Linked DNA regions of Homo sapiens: region 2 is linked to region 1. Evidence: read pairs that join two places in POLR2A ChIA-PET (ENCODE). Cell type or tissue: A673. All regions are shown on one strand.

Evidence for each region. Peaks named below come from ENCODE experiments on the same cell type or tissue, not always from the same donor. Only the 100,000 strongest peaks of a DNase experiment are listed, where the experiment ranks them.
Region 2: POLR2A ChIA-PET joins it to region 1 with 20 read pairs; 1 of 35 experiments calls an interaction of 5 or more read pairs at or near these places.

What each region holds. Positions count from the first base shown.
Region 1 is chr2:132,815,023-132,817,522 of GRCh38, reverse strand. The region is part of intron 11 of NCKAP5 (NCK associated protein 5); the gene reads left to right. Among named protein-coding and RNA genes, the nearest start is that of NCKAP5-AS1, 99 kb to the left of the region's middle. In A673, no CTCF peak of the experiment used is centred here; DNase peaks (open chromatin) are centred at 1,022 and 1,792; H3K27ac peaks cover 253 bases.
Region 2 is chr2:132,873,582-132,876,081 of GRCh38, reverse strand. All of the region lies in intron 9 of NCKAP5 (NCK associated protein 5), which reads left to right. Among named protein-coding and RNA genes, the nearest start is that of NCKAP5-AS1, 41 kb to the left of the region's middle. In A673, no CTCF peak of the experiment used is centred here; a DNase peak (open chromatin) is centred at 1,361; H3K27ac peaks cover 1,057 bases.

The DNA.
Region 1 (2,500 bases):
TCTTTATACACAAAAACATCAGGGAATTTCTTAAGATTTGAGAAAAATGAGATTTAAAACCAGGAATTTTTTTTTTTATTTCTTGTAACATATTAGAGGAACTAATTTAGCTTGTCCCATTACGTAGTGATAAACCAGCATTTGATAGCATCAGCCTGTGTGATAAAATGATTATGGCAGCCGTGAGAAAGAATCTAATAAGGAAATTCATCTGTAGATTCCAATTCTGTAAGAGCCAACATCGATCAACATAAATGTCAATAATGAGATGGTATTGAGAACTGCCTGATTCCTTCAGATGATTCTGGAGTCTAGTGACAGATTCAAGAAGTAAATGTGAAAAGGAATTTAAAACTCTCACAGTCACTCAGTGGACCAGCAGCAGGCTACATGGTACTTTGGTGCCATGTGGCATAGTCTATCTTGGTCCTCGGTAAAATCAGTAAGAAAGAAGTTGTTTAAGGATTTTCATATTGTAAGATATGTGTTACCAGTACCACGTGGTGACAGTATAATAACAGTTGTAATTATACTTAGTAATTATAGATAGACATTTGCAGTTCAAGGAAGGGAATAGGAGAAATGGAATGCTCTTATTTATTTGTATCTTTGAGAGGTCATGTCTAGATAGTGCTATGGCAAAGGAAACTGTCAGTTCCTGGAGATTCGTCAGGAAGGATTATATGGAGTAGAATTCTCAAGTCTTCATTTGCCATTTTATATACCTTCATTGATTGTCTGCTCAGGGGTTTTGCTAAGAGCTGGTCCATAGCTCCGTGTCATATTAGGGACCATGGGTAGTAACAGGACAAGTGTCATCCAGTTAGCTTCCAGATCAGGAAAACTGAGGAGTGTTCAGGCAAGTGAGACAAGGCAGAAATGTCAGGTGGGTGAGCAGAGAGGGAAGAATATGAAGACACTAGCTCTGCTCACCATCACAGGAGGCCATCTTGTGAGGGAGCCAGTGTTCCGCCTCAGCAGGGAAGTCCTCCCGTACTTCCTGTCAAGGGAGGAGTGCCTTTCAGGGCATGGACAGCCCTCCTGTGGAGAAAGGAAAGGAAATCCATTGAAACAAGCAGGGGCTTCCAGCAAGCCGCTCCCGACATTCTGACTGTAAAGCAACTGTGACTCAGCATTGGCAAAACGAACCTACTGAAGCATTTACCTATCCCCTCTTCCGCTTGCTACTTGTGTTTGTTCTACCTCAGCTGAACACTCTGCTATTGACTTTGCACTTTTTTTAGCTTGCTGCCGAAAGGGTGATTCTTCAGTGGAGGTGATTCTCTGGGCCCCACAAATTGTGCCCCAGATCCTAAAAACAGCTAGCAGTCTTCAAGCATTTAATTAAATCCTCACCACAACCTTACGAATCCAAGAGCTCCATCTCTTGAATTTGAAATTTCCGGTAAGCCCCTGTGAGCTAGTATTGGTATTATTATCCCTAAAGGAAATGAAGACTCAAAAGATGAAGTGGCTTGCCCTAGTCACACAAAGCCAGGATTTAAACCCAAGATTATGATGACACCTTTGGCCACCTGCTTTCCTGCCTCCCTGGTTATGGATGTAGCCATGGAGAGGGAAGCTCATTGGTGAGGCTGAGCCCAGGATTTCTCCTGCATGTTGAAAAGCTAGTTGTATAGTTATTATCCTCTTTGTTTCAAATATGTTGGCTGTAATGGAGAATTTTGGTCTATTGGATTCCAATCAATTGAGCTATTTTGATAAGGCAGTTAACATTAACCACAGCGTGTGGACCTGGGCTTTGCTCCAATGTAGAGCTTGATGATGCACTGGGCTTGGTGACGTCTTCTGTGACTCAACCATTGGCTTTTTGAATAAGTAATTCACATGTTACACAATGACTAAATTTTTGTACATTCAAGTTAAAGGGCATCTTATTTCCTTAGTTTTCTACCATTAGGAAAGGGTTTATGAAATAAATTTACCATCCCACACCAAATAGCTAAATAAAACACTATAGATTTATATGTAATAAATGTTTTTAAACCCCTGGAATTATTAACATGGGGTATTTGAGGAGCAATATTTGTAGTCTCCAACCCACAGTCTAAGAAAAAAATTGTTGTCTTTAAAATCGGCTGAATACTAACAAGTGTTCAAAGCAAACCCTTAATTTTACAATAATAATTAGTCTTGGGAATCTGAACTTCCCCATAGTTTCTCAAATGAGTCTAAGAGCAGCTTCTTCTCTCTATAATGCTCATTTCTTTGTAATAGTTATTTATAGATCCATAACCAATTTCTCTGAAAAATAAGAACTCATTTTTGGTATTCTCCGAGGTTGCAAATACTGCACATGGTATAATATGAAAGGAAAGCTCAGAGAAAGATAACTTTGCATCTTGAAAAAAGTTTCCATCAAAGTACTTTATGAAAATTGATAAATCTTTAGGGATTTGAGAAGACGGAATAATTTTAGGATTATGGTAACTACAGACTGTCTCAGAGAGATTATGGTATTTATATTTATGCATTGAAT
Region 2 (2,500 bases), 59 kb before region 1:
TTCAATCCTTCTTGCACTGATGGTTATTTTCTGGGAAATGAGGAACATATTGAGGATTTGGGGAAAACACTTGAGAATCTGTGTTCCAATAGAAGAGCACATTTATTCAGAAGGTAACAGACTCACATTCCTAGATACACACACACACATACACCCTGGCTTGCTAGGCATGCACATCCACAAGTGCACACACCTACAAATGCATGCGCACACACCTGTATACAAACAGGTGTGCCTGCATACACTTCATCCTCACCGCTACTGCTCCCTATCTCATCTCTCAGCCTTGCAGTACAAAGGAAAAAACAAGGATTAATCTTAGAGTTTGGAGGTTTGCATGTTAGAATCAGGTTTCTTAGTCTAGCTGTTTGACAGACACTTAGTGGTGAGCAATGACTTGCTATTTATTCACAGTATTGCCTTGGCCACAGTTTCTTTCATACCTACTATTCCCATGTAAAGAAGTAAAATAAGTAAAATAACATCCAAAACCACTGCATGGCACTTCAATGGATTCCGTTGTATCCTGCAAACCTTTACTGGATGTCAGCCTCACCCAGGCCCTGAGTTCACGGCACTCCCAGCCTGGCAGGAGAAGTGCAAGGGATGGACAGTCATAGAGTAGGGAGGTGAGAGAAAGTCACAGAGCAAATGAGCTGCACTGAGGACTTTGGAAACACAGAATGCAGTCACCAGAGGGCAGGAGGAGCAGCGGGTAGGTGAGCAGAGGAGGGGGCAGAATTGGAAAGGGTATCTTCAGCAGAAGAAGCTGCAGCAGGTGAGGTCTCAGATCCAGAACAGCAAGTGCTTCTCCTCTGTACCTGCTTGGTGGACTTACCTGGGGACCTTTAAAAATACTGCTGGCTGTGTCACACCTCAGAGATTCCCATCTGACTCTGCTCTTGGGTGGAGCCTGGGCTTTCTGTTTTTTTAAAGCACCACAGGAGATTATAATATTCACCTGGGGTTAAGAACACCACAATTAGATTATCTGAATGCTGTGCTGTAGAGAGCATTTTCAGAAATTTTCAGTAGAAGGATGAAAGCTCCCTCCACCAAGTTTAGATACAGTAACAGAAGAGCACAGACCCATGTGGAAGTTTTAAAGTACTTCTGATTCCACAACAATGTCTGAGATAATATAAAGCTACAGGCAATAAAATAAAATAAAATAAAATAAAATAAACCATATCCCAGTGTTTCTCAAGGTGTGTTTCTGGGAGCCCTTTGCATCAGAAAGATGTGTGGTGGTTGCTAAAATTGCATATCCGTAGACCTCATTCAGACCTTCCCAATCAGTATGCAGGGACAGGAAATTGGCAATTTTCACAAACATTCCAGGAGGAGCTTCTGCACGAAAAGTTGGAGAAACTGCTTCTTCCTCTCCAATCAGAGCTGGGCCCTTACAGTCAGTGACGACGGTGGAGTTGAGTTATTTTCCAACCTCTACACTTCAGAGCGCAAGGACATTGAAAACTAGGCCTTTGGATGTAGTTCAGAAATAGACAAAAATAGAATTTTAAGTAAGGGTGGAAGTAGGTTGCTGAGACTATTTCTCACCTGTCTCTCTGATCCACATGCTACATGCCTAGCCTAGATTGTAGAATCATTCCCAGGACACTCTCAGGCATATCCTACAGCTGGGCCCTACGTCATCTTTAAAATCAAGGTTTTGGCCGGGCATGGTGGCTCACACCTGTAATCCCAACACTTTGGGAGGCCAAGGCGGGTGGATCACAAGGTCAGGAGTGCGAGACCAGCCTAGCCAACATAGTGAAACCTCGTCTCTACTAAAAATACAGAAAATTAACCAGGCATGGTGGTGGGAGCCTGTAGGCCTAGCTACTTGGGAGGCTGAAGCAGGAGAATCACTTGAACTCGGGAGGTGAAGGTCGCAGTGAGCTGAGATTGCGCCACTGCACTCCAGCCTGGGTGACAGAGCGAGACTCCATCTCAAAAAAAAAAAAAAAAAAAAAAATCAAGGTCTTGAAAGAAATGGAAGACGATCGTACTTGTCACTTTCATATGTTCAAAATACTCATTTCTTGGAAATTACAGATGATCTACTCCTTGTTTGCTCCAGATTCTATCGCCCTGGAGGCAGTCCCTGTATTTGTTTCCTCATTATTTTTGCAGGACCCAGCAGATTCCCGGCCCACACTAGGTGCCTAATGCATATTTGTTGAATGACTAAATGAATGAATGGACAGTATCAGCAGGAAATTAATTTCCAAATTAGTGTTTCCCCAAATCCCACATATATATTTACACTAATTTCTTCAGTTATCTCTTCAGAGATGAGCACTCATTTATTATGCACTAACCCAAGTAATAATCCAAAGATTAATCAGCTGAAAAAAATAGTGGACCCACTTCAAATAGTCTGATTTGAATTAGAAGAGAACTTCATGGGCTTTGGATTAGGCAGACTAGGGTTCACTGTTCACCCTTTTCCAATGTTGTATGGGGCTGTGTATTTACCTCTTCGAGTTTCTTTCTT